2 separate regions of the Homo sapiens genome follow, and region 2 is linked to region 1. A link is a loop called in an ENCODE intact Hi-C map of the cell type or tissue named here. Cell type or tissue: heart left ventricle. All regions are shown on one strand. Each heading gives the region's core, and the rest is flanking DNA. Links, peaks and the distances in the headings are about the cores only.

Region 1 (10,616 bases), core at 1,224-9,223:
GCATAGGGCTATGAGGCATATTTTGAGACAAAGTAGTAAAGACAGTTCCTCAGTCATTTGGCATGATGGGGGCCAATACCTGAATTTGAACCTTTGCTCTTTATCACCTTTCTGTAGCCATAGAAACTCTCTAAAACTCAACTTCTTTATCTTATTTAGAGAATTATGTGACTTATATATCTAAAATCCTAGTATACACTAGATAGTCAATAAATAATAGATGTTATTAAATTGTTTTAGTTTTTTATTTTTACATGCATTGGTACATGTTGTGGTATTTTGATCTAGAGCTGTTTTAATGTACCCTTTAGTAAAGGGAACTAAATTCAATAGTATTACTGCAACTCATATTTTCAAATAAGTATTACACCAAGGTATTAAAACAGCACCTTTAGTAGCCTTCCAGACTGGCGGAACAGCCCCACTATGTATCACTACATACACAGGGAACATGACTGAGGGAGGGCAGGAATCACAAGAGGTCCCAAACTTAAACTTTGGATTGTTCAAAAGAGATTATACACAATCTTAGAGGTGTACTAACGGGATTAAAAGAGAATGTTTATCACATAATCTTAAAGTGGACTATGAATTAGTATTTTTCATAAATCCTCTAATTATCAGCTGAATAGCCCAATTATACCACATTGCCCTTTTTAGCGTTAAACGCATTACCTTTAAAAATGCAAACATTTATAATACAGAGGAATTTGATAATCCTATTTTGTCATGTCTTCATTTATTAACATACTGGGATCTTTTATAATAAAGTGGCTTAAGCTTCTCTCTACCTCTAAAAGGTTCTGCCATGGTATAAAGAAATTCACTGATCATCTGGTGTGATATAAAATATGGTTTTCTGTGATAGGAAATACATATTAAATAGTAATGATAATGCTAGAGTTCACCTTTATTGATATCGTATTAAGCACTATATAAAGTACTTTTAAAAGCGTTGCCTCATTGGATCTTCTCAACAATCATACAAGATAGTTTCCACTATTCATTTCATTTTACACATGAGAAAACAAAAGTTAGAGAAGTTTAATAACTTGCCCAGGTAGGTGGCACAGTCAGTATGTGAACCCCAGAAGTCAAACTCCAAAGCCCACGCTCCTCCCGAAAACACTGCAGTGTATTGCACAGATTCATGACCCAGACTACGTTCATTGGCTTTGTTTTCTTACTCTATTTACTATTCCTTTTAAACACATGCTCTGAAAACAACTTTTTGTTCCACAGGGTTACCTCTTGAGTGCCCTTAAAAGTGAATAGCTCTTGGCTTCTCCTTTAAGGTACCTCTTTTTCTACCTTCAAGTGAAGCTCTCTTAGTTTCCTGGCACAGCACAGCTCCTCAATTCTCCTCCAACTTCACAGCAAATGCAACTTCCCTCTTGCTTACTCTGCTTCTCTCTCTCAAGCTCTTTCCCAAGTGTTTCCCTACTCTGAGTCCAGCTGCTTCAGGTCTGTGCCTCAAATGGCCCTCTGGATTTGCCACCCTGCTGTGCTTCTAGGTCTGGGTATGCTGGAATCTACAGTCATCTGCATCCCCACTTATCCTGACTACTGTGGTTATGAGGGGCCTCTTTTGAATGCAGACAGCCAGTCAGCCAAGTTGAAATTTATACCAGAAATCTATTACCTAATTTTTAAACAAAATGACATGAAATCAGACTTGAAGATATCAAAAGCATGTCTAGTTTCTGATTTAAGCAAGAAAATACACATTGTTACTGCTCCCACCACAGAATAATTTACTGCAACAGGAGTTCTGGATCTTATGCCAAAAATGAGGTCCTCTAACCAATGTCGAGGCCAATTATCTTGTGGTAGATCCCACAACAAAAGCAGACTATTGTGATTAGAGTCAGAAGCACCACCCAGAGAAGCTGGAAAGCTTATGGGGATTTCTTAAGGTTAGTTTTTATTTTTCCTCCCTGTGTATCTGCTTAAATAAACTACCAGAAACTCTGTGTGTGGCCACTGAGCATCTTAAATTGGCTTGGGAGACAATGACAGGGGTGATCAGCTGGGAGTGAACTGTTCCAGGTTTGGCTTGATTTGAGCAAAAGCCATGGTGCAAGGCAGTGCCCCTATGACACAGCAAAGATTCTCATGGCCAAGCCCCTTCAGTATGCCACAACCTCCTCTTTCCCTAATCTCCTTCCCAAACATACTGCCAGTAGCCATCCTATAGTTACTTACCGCAAAAGTAAAGCCCAGGTGGCTAAATTCAGGAATACTTACCCCACAGTAAAGAACTGCCTCATCTCCTGTCTCCGAGACCTCATCAGTTGCTTATACTCCCCAATCCGAAGCTTTTTGCCATCAACAATGCAGGTGCGTTTCGGTCGGGGTTTGTATTTATAGTTTGGGTACTTCTCTAAGTGGATCTTGCTTAGCCGGGCCTGCTCTTCATAATAAGGTTGCTTCTCCTGGTTGGACATTGATTTCCAGCGAGATCCTAGAAATAAAAATAGCCTTAAGTACCCAAGTGGTCAAGGCAACATATTCTAGGCAAACACAACTAGATATACCTTCCCATCACTTCACTCATCTGTGCGCTGGGTGGCTCCAATTCCCACATACCACTGGCTGTCCCAACTATACTTTTAGTCTATAACACAAAGAACAATTTTGCGTATGATACTTTCTTGTGTTATTTATCTCAATAGTTTAAGACTGATGCTACTATAGTATTTTAAAATATATCTTTGCTGCTTAAAGATCATTGCCTACACCAAGGTCTTTCCCCATCCACCTGCCTACCCTCTCAACAGGGATAAAAGGCTAAACCTCCTAAGCATACTTTTGAGCATGACAGGATTCTCAGGAAAAGCTTTGTTTGTCCTAGAAATTCAAACATCTCCCAAACTCCAAGTATCTTTAGTGAAACTATCCTTTGACAAGATGTCAGCAGATGTTGAAATCATTCCATATATAAAAAACTACTGTGCACAAGTCTGCCATGGCCTAGGTAATTAAAAAACCTAAGCTCTACCTAAGAAGTTATAGCTTTAGAACCGGAAGATACCATTGGAATTATATATACCATTTTCAAGTACTATAAACGCTCATTCAAAGCTGTACCAATAAAAGTACAAAAATTTTAATACGGTTTATACAGGAAGAAGGATAAGTATTCACTTCTCTAATATTGTTTATAAAGAATTATCTAAACACTTGATGAAGAGGGGATGTGTTTTTTTACATGTATCAAATTGCATTTTTGTGTCTCGCTGGTGAATAAAGCGGTAACAGCTGTGCAGACTGGATGTTAGCGATTCTTCAGTGGAGATTTTTCATACATAAACAAATGGAAAAGTTGTACAAATATTCTCTGCAGCCAGCAATATCCTAGTCTGCTTTAATAGCACATGCATCCCTGCTCTTTCCTGATTGTTGTTCAAAAGTTGTGTAGAAGGCCTAAGCAGATAGGCTTCTCTGTGTTCTGCTGGTTTCCAGCAGCTTAAAGCCCCAATTAACGAAGAATTCTTGGTGCTCTTGAAACGCTTGCACTTAAAACTTTACATTTTAATGAATATACTTACTATATTCCTAATAATTTTTTCACAGAATGCACACAAATAATATAGATTCCCCACAGCTGCCAAAATGGAAACAGAGAGGCTCTGTGCCCATCTGAAGGCTTACTCATATTGCTACTAAAAGGGCAGAAAAATATGAAAATCTTCAAGTTAGATATAAAACTGTAAGGCCAGAGAAGCACTGATTTTTTTTTTTTTTAGAATGTCATTTAACTAGAAAAAAAAAAATGTATGTCCACTAGGAACATTTTGGTTTGAAAGATATTTAAATTCAAAATAACATCCCTATGCATAACTCTGAAGCTCTAAAAATAAAAACCACACTTAATTGTAATGACATTTAGTATCCATTTTGAAATTAGAAAATCAAAAAAAAAAGAAAAACATATTTAACATTTCACCACTATTTGATCTTATGTATGTTTTAAATTTTTCTTAGAGGTCACTGCCTCAAAATGCCTCAGAATCAAGTTAAATTATTTATACAGTGACAAAACATGTGTATCTGTGCATGTCCAGATCACTGATATTTACTCAGGTTAAATATTTATTACTTTTGAACAAAACATTTAAAAAATTAAAACCACAGTTTAAGTCTCTAATGTTTTTCAGCTTCTTAAATGGCTTCCTTTGAGATTTTGTCACATCGTGACAGCTTTAAGTAGAGCAGTGCCTTCTGTGTTTTTCCTTTTTAAAGAGGAAACATGTTGACTGTAATGCTGCATGTTGAATAAAATATGTTTAACATGTTGAGCACAATAATTCCAAGCTGTACAATCCACACTAGGCAAGCTCTACACTAATAGAACAAGGCTTGAGTTTAATCCTGAGAAATAGAGAATCACTCTGGCAATTTACCACAAACTGGGCCTCTCCCCTGCAGCTCGTGTGTTCAGCTCACTGCTATGAAATTTGAACTAGTCATATCTTATTAAAATAATTGTAGATTTATTTTACAAGTTTTAAAGTGATCATCAGAGGCACTGTTTTGCACTCCATGAATTTCATACCATTTTGGGTTTCTAGTCCTTGATGAATTCTTTCAGTGGGACATATAAACCCAAGAACACTAAAGCAGAAAACTGTAGGGTCTATGAGTACTTCATAGCAACATATGAATTTAAGAGAACTGCACAGTAAAAGGAGATAAAGCTTGTCTCCACGATTCTTGTTTAGCAGTGACCTCTCAAGAGTTGCTAAATTCACAGTATTAACACATACTATAAATAGTTTTGTCTCTGAAATAAGTGTTCAGACAGTCCTGCCCTGGCACCTGGTGGATATAATAACTCCCAAACCTACATGCCACATTATGGGGTGGGGGAGGCAGACGTGATGACGAAGGCTCCTGCGGCAGCTGGCTGACCTTCGTCTAACTTGCGCCCGCCACAATCTCCCTTAGGATCCTAGTTATCCCCTTGCTTCCCACCCTGGTGGCACTCATGGGATTTGCAGGGGAGAAGATCAGCTTTAGCTGCACTGCTGCACTCACCTAAGATTTTGCTAATGTTGGAGTTATGCATGTCGGGGAAGGCCTGAAGGATTTTTCTCCTCTCATCCTTTGCCCAAACCATGAATGCATTCATTGGTCGCTTAATGTGTGGCTCGCTGCTGGCACGGCCGCGGGCGTCCCTGTAGACTCGTGCTTCAGCCACAGTGGCACCTCCTGTTGGCCAACAATAATACTGCTGTAGTTTAGCTGCAGAGCCATTCATTGCTTTACTTCCTGTAATGTCAGGGCAGGAAGAACAAGATGAGTGGAAAGCGTTATTTTGTGGATAATGTCACACAGCTTGCCGCCTGGGTCAGCTGTTTTCCCCAGGTCCTCCTCTTCTTTTCTAAGTGACTTCTTGGAAGTAGAAGGCAGGTTCAAATGACAGTTCTACAGGCTCTTCTGATGTAGCCCTCAAAGACACACTAAGAATTAATTTTGTGTGTGTTTTATACACCCTACCACATTTACTACAATAAATGGTAGGTGATCACAGAGCAATGAATGACATTACCTTATGGTAAACTTTCCTGCTGTAATTCCTTTCTTCAAAAACATGCTCTTACTGGTCATTTTAGACTCATTTGCCCCAGATCACAACCACTCTATATGTTTCCCAAAAATAGAATTGTTTTTCACAATATTGTCTTGACCTGTGCTCTTCTCACTGCCTAGAAGACACTTCTCCTACTCTTTCATGCTAAATCCCATTCAACCTTCAATCATGTTTCATGATTGAATGAATTAATTCAATGAAAAATATTTATTGAGCAATTACTATAACCTAGGTTTTATGCCAGGTGCTAAGGAGACCATGGTAAATAAAACAGCTCCTGCTTTTAAGGAGCTCACAGTTCAGAGTAAGGACAGACAATTATAACAAAGTGGGTGAGAGGTGCTACAATACTGACATTAACAGGGCACCAAAAAAGCACCAGATAGAATGGTCAGCTAGTGCTTCCTAGGAGATGTGATGTCTAAACCGAGTCTTCAAGGATGAATAGGAATCAACAAGTGAGTGGGAGAGGGAGTAAAGTCTGATGGGAAGGGTAATTCAGGGTAAAGGAACAGCACTTGCAGTGATGCTCCCCAGGCTGCACTCAGTCCTCTTGCTTTCAGGAGACATGCCCCATAGTAATTATTGTTTATGTGACTATCTCCCTCCTTTCCACTCCTCTCAGGAATACGAGATACCTAAAGTTAATGATTATGCTGTACTTATTCTTGTATCCTCAGGATTTTTCACATAATAGATAATAAAATATTCATTAAGCAAAGATTATTTGGTTTTCAACTCATATGCAAAAGTCATAGACTAAGAGGCATTTATTTCAAGCGTCCTGTTCTATTTTTCTGTTGTTTAAGGGTAGTTCTTTAACATCTATGAAACTATGCCTAAATTCCTGATGCTATATAATTTCCAAAGAGCTGACTCTAGTAACATACTAGATTGAAAGCTCCCTGAAGATAGGGCAAGGGATGGGTCTTATTCACTGCTGTATTCCTAGGATTCAATAAAGTACTTGGCACATAGGATTTCAATTAGTAAAATATGTTATATTAATGCATGAATGAATAAATAAATGAATGAATGAACATAGTTCTTACTTGTTTTCATGCACCCTATACCAGGGCGATATACTGATGTATACTTTGTGATGTGGCAACTCCTGAATATCTCCTACAGACTGAGAACTTCTATAATTAAAGGTAAAGTGGTCAGACTGATAGCCTCAGACAAGGCTTCTACCGCATAACAGGAAAGTCTACGCCCAGAAGTTTAGAAGCAAAATATACATTAAAACCAACATTTCTATTTTCTGGAAAAAGTAAATCCTTTCTGCTCAGTGAAGTTATTATACAGGACCAACATGATTCAATCAATCTCTGGCCCTTCCTCTCTATTTTTAGATACCTTGGTTAAGTAGACATTTGTTTGTGTCAAAGCCAGTAATAAATTACAACATTATAGTGCACTATTATTTAGCAAATATGGTTATCATTTACTGCAAACAAAAGACAGTATAAAAGGGTGGGATTGGCTAACATGAATTTTTTTCTAAACAGGAAGGAGGGCAGAAAGGCTACTTTCTGAAGATTATACAAAAATAACATATTTTATAAACAGCCCTTCTTTTAGGCCTACTAGACAGAATGATCCTTTACATGAAAAGTCTTAGATCCCAAGATGCATAACTAATATGATACCTTTTTGCCACGATACCCACAGTACATTAATTTCATTTAAAATGCACTGACCATACAGGATAAATTGATTTCACTTTATATGGGTTTGACAGCCATGTTTATTGCGCAGTGAAATGTAGTGTAGCTTCCAGCTGACAATATCCATCAACACAGGGCAATATGCTGACTGCTGGGCCAGATGAAGGCATACATTACTCTGGAAGTGAAACACTCATTCAGATACGACAGTGTCTTCTCCTGAGGATCACCATGGTAATTTATGATGCCCTCAGTGCCATTACTTTACAACTGACATGGATTCAGCAATTTATATACTGACATGCATTCACATAAAAGGAGACAGGTTTGTGGAGAATGTCAGATGCAAAAACATTTCAATATTATTCTAAGTTAACTGCTATGCCACAGGTGATTAACATTTGAGCCTGCTTTTACTGTTGTAGCTTTCTCTCCACCTCTAGCAAAACCAAATAGTCAGCTTCCATTTATTTCTTCATTTAAAATATGTATTTCATCGTAAATGGGAAGTTTTACTGTCTCAAAGACTGACAGAGATCATAGTGGATTTTTAGATGCTGGCTTTGGTATAAACATTCTAGATTCTCTACTCCATACCAATAGAGTCTCCCAGATATGCCATACATATGCCCAATCTCTCTCCCACACATGCTGTACCACAGTCTTCACATATCCTTCCTACTCTCTTCTACTTTACCAGTTTCTACCTTTTTCTGAGGAACAGAGCTCAAGTCTGACCTCTACCCTGCACTGACCTTTTCCTTTCCTCCTACATCACATATTATCTTCAGGAGCTGAAGGACAAGGAATTGATTTCACAGCAATTCTCTGGGACTCACATGTAATGCTTCCAGAAGTTGCAAAATTCGAGCACAGTGCACAGAACAAAAACATGAATTAAGAAGGAGAAGAATAGAAAATGCTTTAGATCATGTGCACATTGCTTTTTTCTGGTCACCTCTTCTGTCTTCCAGAAGGAGTGAACTAGAAATGAATGGGGACATCCTAAGCTAAACTAGAAATGTTGTATCAGATGAACCAAGATTTGGGAAGAAGAGATTTACCCAGGGAGGCCAACATTTGAAACTACTTTTAAATTGAATCTGATACCTGATCAACTACAACAGCGACGTTTAACACCACACAGATTGCAATGCCCAGATCCCTTTGCAAAATCAAAACTTGGAAAATGTTTTCCTGTTTTTCCTTCTACCACTCTTCCTATTTTTGCCCCCTTCCTGTCCTATCTCCCAAATATGTAGTACTCTAACACTATCTTATGACTATGCAAATTATGCCCAGGAGGTCACTCTCCTTAATTAGAAAGTCAATGAAAACAACAACAACAAACCAAATTTGCATATAAAAATGGTCTCACCTTTGCTTTCACCACCACCACTAACATCCTAGAAAGGGAGTCTATCCTTCCCTAGATTTATAATATCTGAATTAACACCTGGGTAATGTACAGAAAATACAGTAATATAAACCACAAATGCCCCACAAATACATATTGAAGGTTTCTGCTTTTCTGTCTTTTCGAAGTGACTATGCCATATAAGGCTTATATGGAACTCACTGAAGCATCCATATGAGTACTATGCAGAAAGATAGATGTTTTCAACAAATATTTCTTCAATATTCTGATAGAAAACATCTCCCAATATTACTTTTTTTTTCATTTAAAGCTGACAACTTATCTATTACCTGAATTTACAATCTAAGTTTGAATTAAACTTAGATTCAGAATTTTAAGAAAGTATTAGAGGCCACAAAGTCAAAAGAACATTTAGAAAGTGTCCCTAAACTTTGCTTCTGAAACAAAATGGTTAAAGAATTGTTGCCGCAGTAGAAATACATATGATTATGTGTGTGTGTATAAATTCAGAAATTTAAAAATGGAAATTATATATCTGGAAAACCCTTATAAATAGATAAGAAAAATTTTACAGCATACTATAAATTGTTTTCAAAAGGTATACTATTAATCTGTGTATCTGAAGTCTAAAATTCACTTTGTTATAATTAATTTTAAAAATCAGCATATTGTATGATTTCATTCTGCTCCATTCATCATTAAGTGCAAAAAACCAAGTATTTCATTCTTAAATAGCCAGTAGTCTGCATCAGAATCCAGAACTTGGAATGGCTCATAATTCTATGAGGCAGCTTCTTCTCCTTTTAACAGCAGAGGGGTCATTTGTGAGTTCAGCGTATGATTTTTCATGGAAAGCAGTTAGAAGCCTAGACCCACAGTTATGTACCTGGAGACGGCTTTCCAGCTGACCTAAGAGTCTTTAATTACCAGCAACAGCAGTCCCAAATGACAGTTGCTGAAAGGCCAAGAGATCAACAGCACCACAGTAGGCTTCAAGGGAAAGCAAGGTCCCGTATGCCAGGAGAGGCTGCTCTGTACAACTTCCCCTAGAAGGCTCAAATTGGTTAATTCATCCTTCATCTCAGTTTGTGTAAAGGCAAACTTTCGGTTAGATTAAAGATAGTTAATCTGCAGAGAGAAAATAGAAATTGCCAAGGCAAATATCTCCTTAGAAATCTGTGATTTGAATGATTTAAAGAGAAGACGAAATTGAGTTTTTCCAGGTGGGTTGGAAAGAAGGCCAGTTTCACCATCATAGCCTCTGGCAATGGTCCTGAACTAATCCTGGAGAGGCCCCTTCGTGGTTAAATTCCAAGGGATATCAGAGTGAATGAGTGAGTGCCTGGTGCACATATAAAGTTATTCCTCAGGGGAATTCTAGTTAATTCTATAATGTGCCTAGTAATAATTTATTTATGTATTAATTCAATAAACACTTCTGACACATTTCATATGTACCCAGCATTGTGATGGGGTATACAAAGATAAATAACATGTGCACTTTGTTTTTAAGGAATTTGGTCCAATGGGAGAAGACACATAAATTAAAAATTACAAACGATGCTAACAGCGGTAATTTAAAAATACTATTAGAGCAGGGAAAATAAGCTACTAACACAATTGGAGTGGACAGAGATGAATATTAGGGAGGCTTCAGAGTTGAAGCGGTGCTTGAGCAGCATCTTAAAGGAGAAGTAATAATTTACCAGCAGGTATGAATGTGAAACTATTTTGGGCTTGGAAATCAGTGTGAGGAAAGGCACAGGGTTATAAAAAAAAAAAGCAAAGGACATTTTAGGGAATAAAAAGAAGCTGGCGATGGCTTGGGTTTATGTAAAAAAAAAAAAAAAGGGGAGTATAAGAGATGAAATTAGAAAAGTAAATAGGGACCAAATTTGCTAAGCACCTTGAATGCCAAGCTAAGAAGTCTTTTGAGGTTTTTAACCAGAAGAGTAACATGAAAAAATATGTT
Region 2 (10,616 bases), core at 1,471-9,470, 76 kb before region 1:
ACATACACACCCCACACACACCCCACACCTGGCCCTCCACACACACACACATCACACTTATACAGATACATCAGTCGGCCCTACACACACACACACACACACACACACACGGCCCTATATACACATGCACACACACACACCACACACACACCACACCACATACACACTTGGCCTTCCACACACACACACACATCACACACACACAGACATATATACACAACACCCATCACACTTGGCCCTACACACACAAACACACCACACACTGGCCCTACACACACACACACACATCACACATCACACTCAGCCTTACACACACACACACCACACACCTGGCCCACCACACACACTCATACAAACACACACATCACATTTGGCCCTACACACACACACCCCACACACACTAGGCCCCCTACACACACACACACACACACACCAGCCAGCCCTAGGGGCTTAGCCCTTGTTCTCTGGGTGAGGAGAAGCCATGGTGGGGATCCATGATGGGAAGTAGAAAGCTCAGATCTGACTGGAGACCCATCCCTCCCTCAATAACCCCTGTGGAGCCCATTCTGGAAGTCATGCGGAGCCACGTGAGCACTGCTGAGACCAGCCCAGATACAAAAGACAGGTCTGGGAGGCATTCAAGAGGCATAACTTTTTAAAGTATATTGTTGTCTGGTTTATACGGCATTTGATCATATTCAAGTGGAAGAAAAATCTTTGGTTTGATTTTTCCCCTTTAAAAAGTGTTATTCGTGCTTATAACAAAAACAATTTTTTAAACAAGCAAAAGTATATGAAGTAAAAAAGAGAAAGTCACCTTCCTGTCCTCCCCAATCTACTCTGCCCAGAGGTCAACACTGCCATGAATTTGGTCCTTTCTGAACCTTCTATTTGCACAAAGGTATGTGGCTATGCACATGTAGAGGGTGTTTTTCTTACTTAAGAGTTATACATACTCTGTATCTTGCTGTTTTTCACTCAATAATATATGGTGAGCATCATTATTCAACCATTCAATAAATATTTGTTCGGATCCCACTGCGCAGACAGGGAAGTCAGGTTCCTGCCATCACAGTTTTCACAGACCCGGGTAGGGGAGACCGGCAATGGGAAGGAAGTCATTGAATAATTACAAATTGTGATTAGGGCTGTGATGGTGCGGTGTGAGACAGTAATGGGTGCACTGATTTGAGACGGGGTGAGGGGAGTCCTCTCTCAAAGGAGACATTTAAGCTGAGACTGAAAATATAAGAGCCAGAAGAAAAGCCTGTGAGATAGGGGGGACAGCCTGCACCAAGGCCCTGCACAGAGCAGGGAACGGGGAGGAGCTCAGCAGGCTCAGACCTGTAGGGATCCCAGTGCCATAGGGGCTTGGTGATCTAGGACAAGAGAGGCAGGTGATGAGGCTGGGAGATGGGAAAGGTCTGTCGACCAAGGTAATGAACTTGCATCTTGTTCTAAGAACAGTGAGAGAGTTTTAGGCAGGAGAATTATATTATTTGACTTGTGTTTTAAAAAGAGACTGCTGTCTGCTGCTTAGAGAAGGGATTACAAGGGAACAAGTATGGAGGCAGGCAGACCACTTAGAGATAGGATTGGCAAAGCAACACCTCTCCAGAGATGTCCACATTCTAATCCCCAGACCTGTGAATGTGTTGGGTTATGTGGCAAAGGACATGTAAGTTGGAAAAAGGGGGATGCAGATGGAATTGAGATTACTAGTCAGCTGACTTTAAGATAGAGACATTGTCCTGGATTACCCAGACAGGCCTAGTGTAATCACAAGAAACCCAGAGAGTGGAAGTGAGAAGCAGAAAAGGAGGTCAGAGTGATGCCAGATGAGAAGGACTGGATGAGCATTGCTGGCTTTGAAGAGGAATGAAGGAGACCAGGAGCTGAGAAATGCAGGAAGCCTCTAGAAATTGGAAAAGGTAAGGAAATCGAATCCTCTCTGGATCCTCCAGAAAGGAATGTAGCCCTGCTGACAGCTTGATTTTATCCCAGTGAGACCCCTTTGAGACTTCTGAGCTATTGAATTATAAGATAAAAATTTGTGTTGTTTTAAGCCTCCAAGTTTTGGGTAATTTGTAACAGCAGCAAATAGAAGACTAATTCAGGAGGCTAATGCAGGAGACTGAGTGAGAGGTGCTGGGGCTTGGACCAGGAAGGTGAGAAAGAAGTAGAAGAAATAAATATTTATACTTACAATGACAAAGAGAGAGAGACTCATGGGCTGGGGGAGACTTGGGGACCAATTGGATGCAGATGTTGAGGGAGAGGAAGTCCTGGGTGTCCCCAGGTTTGGGGATAGAGAAGTGCATGATGGTGGTACTTGACTATGCCGGCCCAGTGAGGGCAGGAACTTTGTGTCATTCGCTATTGTGTCCCCAGCACTCATCCAAATGCTGGAACATAGCAGGTGCTCAATAAATATCTATCTAATGAATTGATTAAATAAAAGAAAGAATCTAGAAAGCCCAAGGTTGGGCAAAAGCAGTGAGTTCAAAGCTCAGCACTACCTCTCCTAAGCAGCTCTGTGGCCCAACACAGCCATCAGTAGGGTAAGGAAAGATGATGCCACCATGGAGGAGCTCTTTGGCTGCACCTGTGCTTGTGGGGCTGCGCTCAGAGAGAGTATGGCCAGCTTCAGGGTCCCCAAGGCAGGCAAGGCAGACAGGAGGCGGCTCAGTGACATTACCCACTAATAGGAGGTCCTTATCACCCAGGATGGAGCCGGGTGCTCTACTTAATTTAGGGGAAAGCTACTCTCCGGGAAACAGGTACCAATTTGCAGCAATCACAATAAGAAACATGCTCTCTCTGGCTGATGCAAGCCAACAAGGTAATAGGGCATTGTGCTGTGGGGAGAGATCAAAAGGATTTTTTTTTCCAGGCCCACGGTGGGCACTTAATCCATCTTTCGCTCTCTCTCTCTCTCTCCCTCCATTACGGCCGTGGATGTACTATTTACAGGACCTACATTAGCTGCCTTTTCAGATATCGCACTTCCTCAAAACCACTTCAGAAGGAAAGTGAATTAGAAATGAATTTGAGACATATGAGCGGCTTTCACTGCCTCCTCCCTGCTCCTGGCCAGCAGCCTGCGGAGCTGGGACCCACACTCTCCCAGCACTGGGTGACACCGTCCCCCAAAGTCTGTGGACACACTGAACCCGCCCATGGGGCTGGTGTGGAGCCCCGAGGCCAAGGGTGAGTGCAGGGCAAAGTGTGGGCGAGGAATTAGAGCAGGAAAGGCTCACACTGGGCAGAGGCAGAGGTCGGAAGAGCGGCTCAAAGAACCAGATCCCGGGAGGTGGTCATTTTGGACAGCCCTCTGCCTTCTGTAAGGCCCCCATCAGGGACAGAGGCCCAGGCTCCCAAATGGGCCATCCACTTATAGCTGTCCAGGCTGCCTCACTCCTGCCATGGTCCCTCCCTGACTTTCTGGGGGCCTAGGCGCTGTGACTAGTTCCGGCAGTTGCCGGACGCCATGTTGGTGAAGCGCCGGGGCTGCTAATGCTCCCTCCCCTCTTCCTCTTTGGCTCTCTCTCTCTCTTTTTCCAGACACCTTAAGGAATTCAACAACCCCTCCCCTGCACACAGGCTTCTTCCAGGTGTGAAATTCCATGAAGGGCAGAGGGAAGGCAGGCATGTGGGAGTTTTCTGTCCCTTGAGTAGGAGAAAGTTTCAGCACAGGAGAACCTGCAGTCAGAAATCCCCTAGCTTGGGCTCCTGCTTGTATAGAGGAAAAAATCTGTGAACAAAGTGACTCCTAGAATTCCTAAAACTAGGACTAGAACCTGACATTTCTGACCCACAACCAAATGCTTTTGCCTGTGTTTGATGAGTTTAAATCAAAGTGGTACAACTAGAAAGAAACTTGGACTTCATCTAGGCTGAGATTTTGGACGTGAAGTTGGAGCCATGGAGGGAAGAAGGGAATCCTCTCCCACTCCAGCTCCCTTTAAATCGTCTTCTTTATTGGGATTTCCCCTAAGAGTCTGGAAGTGAATGAACTATTTCAAGAAGGGGAGAAGCCAAAGGCACACCCCAGGCCATGGGCCTCCTTTTCCACTGCTGGGTTGATGTCTGTGGCAGGCAGGCTCTATAAAGGCCCCTAGTGATCACTGCCTCCTGGAATCTGTGCCCTAGTAATCCCCTCCCCTCGAGTGTGGGCTGGACCTAGAGACTCACTTCTAACAGATAGAACATGGCAAAAATGACGGACTGTCACTCCAAGATTAGGTTACCCAAAGATTCTACTTCTATCTTGCTCACCCTGTCTTACTTGATCTCACTCTCTCCACCTCTCTCTCTGAGGGAAGCCAGATGCCATGTTGCAAGATTTCCTCTGGAGAGGGCCTCTTGGCAAGGAACTGATGTCTCTGGCCAGCAGCCAGCGAGGACCTAAGATCTGTCAACAGCCATGTGAGTGAGCTCTGAAGCAGATTCCCCAGAGTCAGGTTGACGATGACTGCAGCCCTGGCTGATACCTTGACAGCATCCTTGTGAGAGAACTCGAAACCTTGGGAGGACACAGCTAAGCTGTGCCTGGCTTCCTGACCCACAGAAACTGTGTGATGATAATACATGCTTGGGGTAATTTGTCACACTGCAGTAGATAATGAATACAGGCCTTTCTGGAAGGGTGTTTTTCATGAGCAGGGACAGCCATGAAATTGCCACACTCTGGTGTTAAACTCATGTCAGGAGACCCAGGGTCCATTTTTGGCTCTGCCATTAATTCACTGTATGGCCTTGGTCAAGACCTTAAACATTTATGGGCCTTAGTTTCTCCCAATGCTCAACTAGGGAGGACTTCATGATGGCTCCAATTGTATGTGACTGGAGAACTAGGAAAGGGAAGTTTCCATGCCTGAGATGACTGCTGACAGTCCTGAGAAAGGAGACAAAGGGACAGATGCCTGATGGGCCCTGACCATCCCTTTTGCTCTTTTCCCTAGCCCTGAACCGCATGGCATGAGGCATGGCCTCAGTCTTCAGTGACATCCTCTGACCTCAGAGGCCCTGGGTCTCAAGACCTGACAGGATGAAACTCAAGACACTGGCAGCTTCCTTGGGAGGAAGAGAACTGCCCTCCCCGCCCCACAGACTCTGTGCCCAGCATGTACCCTGCCTTCTGCCCCAAAGAAACCTTAATTGGTCTTCTCCAGCTTTCTGTCCTCTCAAGGTCCCACAGGGACTCCTAGCTCAACCCTCCACCCCCAGGTGGAAAACCTCCTCAGGGGACCTGAGTGCCCAGAGAAAGTTTCAGAGGCAAACACCCACCTCTTCCTTTCCACAGACCCCTAGCACCAGCACAGGCCCCTGCAGAGTGACAGGGCCCCAAGACCTTCCCCTCTGTAGCCCAGGTGAAGAGCAGGTGCTCTTCCCTCCACACCAGGCCTAGGATGGTCCCCAAGGTTCCACTGCCCTCCCTTGAGCAGCAGGAAAGCCTGGGAAAAGACAGGCAGCTGCACCACTCCTGGGGGATGAAAACAAGCCCAAATAAGGGTCCATTTATACCAACATTCCTTCAGGCTTCAAGGGAATGCCAGACCAGGGCAGTCTCCCTGCTGTGGCCTCGCCCTTACTGGGGCCAGGCCAGGCCTGAGTCTCTAGGCCGGGAAACGCCGTCTTGCGCCCCAGCAGGCAGGACTGCGGTGAGCAAACTCTCTCTTCTTTGAGTGTGCTTTTTCCTCTCACTGGGTCTCCCGGGAAGTTCCACTGAAGGTCAGCACAAGTTAGGGGTCCCTCAGGGGTTCCTGAAGCCCTGACAGGCAGTGTCTGTAGCTTCTGTGATCACTGCAGAGGGCTCCTACCACCTTTTATGCTCTGGCTGCCTCAGCCACCCTTCTCTTTCGCTCACAAGCTATCCAATCCTCCTAACTCAGAATTTCTCAACCTCAGCACCTCTGACATTTTGGGCTGGCCAATTATTTGTTGTGGGAGCTGCCCTGTACATTACAGATTGTAGAGGAGCATCCCTGGCCTCTACCCACTAGATGTCAGTAGCACACCCCCACCCCACTGATTATAACACCCAAAATATCTCCAGATATGCCAAATACCACCCTCAGTGGAAAGCCACTGTCCTAAATTTAAAGGGCACTGATCAAGTGTTCTAGCTGCAGGGCTTTGTGAGAAGAAAGGCAAGTGGCAGAGAGGAAGGGATCCTCACTGGACCCATGGCCGCAAACCCACACACTCCTAGCTCTCTCCCTGTCTCTCTCACTCCTTCTCTCTCTCTCTCTCACACACACACACACACACACACACATACACAATAACTTGAAAGGCTGGAATGTGTGTCTCTGTTGTATGAATGAAGACCAGAAGAAGGTTAAGTGGCTTGCCCCAAACCACACAGTTAGGCAGAGGCAGAGGTGGGACTCAAGCTAGGCCCATAGGCCCTGACCCATACTGTGCACTATATTGCAGCCCCCCTTCTACAGATGAGAAACTCATGGCCCTTGGACCCTTCTGGAGCCTGAGAAGAGACTGCACCTCCCTTGCTGCTCGTGCTCCCCAGGGGTGTTGGTGTCTGCCGCCTACTTCTAGTGCCAGGCCCCCAGCATTCTCCAGCTCAGTCTGGGTTTCCTGAACCCCCTTGATTGAGTTGTACCTTCCAGTTTCTGAATTGTCCTGATCTTGGGTGATCGATTTGCATACTGTATCGATCTCAAGGGCTGTGTAATATGTTTGATTTGTGGCACTTTGCATAATTTTCTGATTAAGTTGCTTATTTAACCTATTGACCTTTTCTCTTAATTAGAGTATCTGGGTACTGCAAATGTTGAGTAGTAATCAAGCTTCTCGTTTCCCTGAGTGGAATCGCGTCCCTGCCACTTCCCTGCTTCTTCATGATGCTGGCTTCCTTTGGAGTGGGGCACATTGAGCCAGCTGGCCCCCACCTTAACCGAGAGGAGGAAGAGGGGTGCAAGTGGGGCCAGGTCTTTTCTGGTCCCTGCTGTTCAGAAGTTCAGGACCAGGCCAAGACAAGGGACAGCATTGTTTAGAATAAGTACAGTAGTCTTGTCTTATCTCCAGTTTTGCTATCCAAGGTTTCAGTTATTCATGGTCAACCATGGTCTGAAAATAGGTGAGTACAATACAATAAGAATTTTAAGAGAGACAGCATATTCACATAATTTTATCACAATATAATTTTTCCATTGTATTACTAGTTATTGTTCATTTCTAACTGGTCCTAATTTAGAAATTAAACTTCATCATAGATATGTATGTATGTGTGGGAAAAAAATAAAACAGATGCTCCTCTACTTAAGATGGGGTTACAGTTTCTACTGACTGTATATCACTTTCACACTATGGTCAAGTTAAAAAATCCTAAGTTGAACAATCGTAAGTTAGGGACAATCTCTATATACATACAGGGTTTGGAACTGTCTTTGGTTTCAAGCATCCACTGTGGTCTTGGAACGCAACACCCGAGGATAAAGGAGGACGACTGTATTGACAGTTGAGTGGATGAATCAAGACAGGGGTGTGGCCCAGAAGTTTGGACACCCTGACAGTTAGCTATGGTTTGTAACAAACCACCCCAAAATGTAGTGACCTAAAACAACACCCATCTATTATTTCTTATCAAACTGTGGGTTGGCTAGACATTTTTGAAGATCTGGGTCAGACTGGGATGATTTGGGCTGACTTCACTTATGCATCTGCAGTGAGTTAGTGATTTGCAGGGACCTGACTGGTCTACCCCTCAGCTGGAATGACTGTGGTCTACTCTTCCGGTCTCTCATGTCCCTCTAGCAAGTTAATCTGGGCATGTTCTCATGAGACTATAAAAGAGCAAGGATCAAGGTGGCAAGAGAGCAAGCCCTAGTGCACAGAGCTTGTGAAGCTTCTGCAGGCATCACATTTGTTCCCATACCATTGGCCAAAGCAAGTGATCTAGAATCAAGGGGTATGGCGGAGCACCTTGCCCACAATAGGAGTAAAGAAACAGGTCTGGCAAGCCTTTCTGTCTGCCTCAGCATAAGAGGGACCCTAATTAAGTGTTGAGAGTCTTGACACTAGTGCACAACACAGGTGAGCCTCCTCTTCTTGCTCCATCCATCTGAGCACCCGCCCCCAAACTCTAAAGCTGAATGCTGTGAGCTTAGGCTCCAGGGAAATGAGGGTTCAGGGTACAGTTCACTACTGCCTCTATTTTGGCATCTACTTCTTGGAGGACCTCAATTAAGATACCCTTTTGGAGCTGTTACAGACCTGCTTGTTTTCTAGTCATAGTGGGGCAGGAGAAGACAGAGAGGCTGTCTCAAGCTCTTGGTGGCTGCGATCACTGTCCTCTTTCCTAGTGGGGTATGTCATCTTTGCTCTTGCTTCTCTGGAATAAGTGGAATACAGCTTCTGCCTCCAAGGGATCTATGCAGGATGGGGCATAGCTCTCTCCTACTCTCTGACATCTAACCCTGTCTGAAAGGGGAAGAATTGGCCCCATGGAGGACCCCAGATTATTTTCAGAAATCCCCTTCACCAGCATCCAAATACCTCCTCTCCCCTGTTTGGTAGAATGTCCATTGTCTGCCAAAATCCACTCTCCTCTCCTTTCATAGAAAGAGCTTTTTGTTTGTTTTGTTTTACAACTTTATTGAAGTATTAATTACATACAACAATCTGCACATATACAATAAAGTACACAATTTGATGAGTTGGATGCATGGACACACCCATGAAACTACTACCACAATCAAAACAGTGATCATAGCCATCACTCCAGAAGTTTCTTTCTGCCCTTTTGTAGTTCTTCCCTTCTCCTCAGCCTCCCTCATGCCCAGGAAGTCACTAATACGCTTTTTTGTTACTAGACATTGGATTGAATTTTCTAACATCTTATATAATTGGAATAATGCAATATGTACTCTTTTTGGTACACTCACCATAATTATTTTGAAGTTCGTCCCTCTTGTTGCGTATACCAAGAGTTCATTCTTCTTTATCATGGAGTAGTATTCCATTATGTGAATATACCACAATTTGCTTTATTCATTCACTTGTTGAAGGAAAACTTGAATTATTTCCAGTTTGGAGCTTGCTATGGTTTGAATGTTCAAATTCAAATGTTGAAACTTAATCCCCAATGCAATAGTTTTAAGAGATGGGACCTTTAGCAAGGGATTAGGTTATGAAAGCTCCACCATCATGAATGGGATTAGTACCCTTATATAAGGATACACAGCGTTCACCCCCTTCCACCATGTGAGGATGGAACAAGAAGTGTGGTCTGTGAAGCAGAGAGCCCACACCAGACACTGAATCTGCTGGTGCCTTGATCTTGGACTTCCCAGCCTCCAGAGCTGTGAGAAATAAATTTCTGTCATTTGTAAGCCACTCAGTTTAGTATATTTTGCTGTAGCAGTCCAAATGGACTAAGGCAGGGCTATTACAAATAAAGTTGCTATATGTATATACAAGTAGACATATGCTTCCTTCTCTTGGGTAAATATGTAGAATTAGATTGTCTGGATCATGCAGTAGCTGTATGTTTATCCTTGAAAGAAACTGCCAAGATACTGTTTTAAATGGCTATACATTTTACATTCCCACAAGTGGTGTATGAGAATTCTAGTTGCTTTATATTCTCACCAACACATGGAGCGAACAGCCTTTTTAATTTTAGCCATCCTAGTGGTAGAGTAGTAACATCTCATTGCAGGTTTAATTCATATGTGTATTTGCCATCCATCTATATTATCTTCTCTTAAACTGGGCATATGATTGTTGAACTACAGACTCTATTTTTCAACCTCCCTTGCAGCTATTTGTGGTCATATGATTAGTAAAATATGAAAGAAAATTATTTTTTCACTCATGCTTGCTTAAATGAAAATTGCTTGCCCTCAATTTGTACTTTGTATCAATCAGCTTTTGCTGTAATAATACTGCATAAAATCACTCAAAACTCAGAAGCAAATAAACAAAAGTATCTATTTCTTATTCACAGGTCTGCAGGCTTTTGAGTAGCTGCTATGTTCCTGGTTAGGGGTTGAGTTCAGGTCAGTTCCACATGTTTCATTCTAGCACCACAGCTCCAGAAATAGCAGCTACCTTGGGCAGGTTTTGCTCATATCTGAGGTCAGAAGCTTCCAAAGGATCAAACAGAAACTCATGATACCTCTTCGGGCCTAGATGTAGAGCTAGAGCAGGGAAGTTTACCCAACCTGTTAAGCTGAACCAAAAGGAAGTTAAAATTTGTTAAATAATATATAATCTACCAATGCACTCTTCCTCTTCCCTTTAGCTAGAACATGGATGTGTTTGTAATCCACTTTTGGCCCTATGGGTTATCATTCTAAGGGATGGTGGGGCATCAGGATGGAGGGAACCTAGGTCCTTGAGAGTTCTTGTGGAGTAGAACCACCTGCTGACCTGGATGGTGATGCTCACTTGATGATTGTTAAGTTAGAATAAGATAACCTCCATCTTTTTAATGACACTTTATTTTTAACCCTCTTTGTTTCAGCAGCCTAGATGCTACTCTAGTATGTGCTCCAGCTGTTTCTTTTCCAGCGCAAGGAAAATTTTTGTTTTGCTTTGCTTTAATCTCTTTTCAGGTGGAAAAAAAAAATGCCTAGGAAGCATTCTTT

The links. Hi-C counts contacts between places; a loop is a spot of excess contacts. Peaks named below come from ENCODE experiments on the same cell type or tissue, not always from the same donor. Only the 100,000 strongest peaks of a DNase experiment are listed, where the experiment ranks them.
Region 2: it touches region 1 in a loop (2.2-fold over the local background); 3 of 110 quality-filtered maps call a loop at or near these places.

The regions. Positions count from the first base shown.
Region 1 is chr11:15,983,957-15,994,572 of GRCh38, forward strand. It overlaps SOX6 (SRY-box transcription factor 6), which reads right to left. Exons shown (of 16, transcript NM_001367873.1): 14 at 5,041-5,274; 15 at 2,248-2,464. Among named protein-coding and RNA genes, the nearest start is that of MIR6073, 20 kb to the left of the region's middle. In heart left ventricle, for the core only: CTCF peaks have their summits at 4,881 and 5,206 (motif pointing left); no DNase peak of the experiment used is centred there.
Region 2 is chr11:15,907,457-15,918,072 of GRCh38, forward strand. It overlaps LINC02682 (long intergenic non-protein coding RNA 2682), which reads left to right and starts at 3,477. Exons shown (of 3, transcript NR_183670.1): 1 at 3,477-3,614; 2 at 4,330-4,428. In heart left ventricle, for the core only: a CTCF peak has its summit at 5,985 (motif pointing right); a DNase peak (open chromatin) is centred at 4,382; H3K27ac peaks cover 211 bases.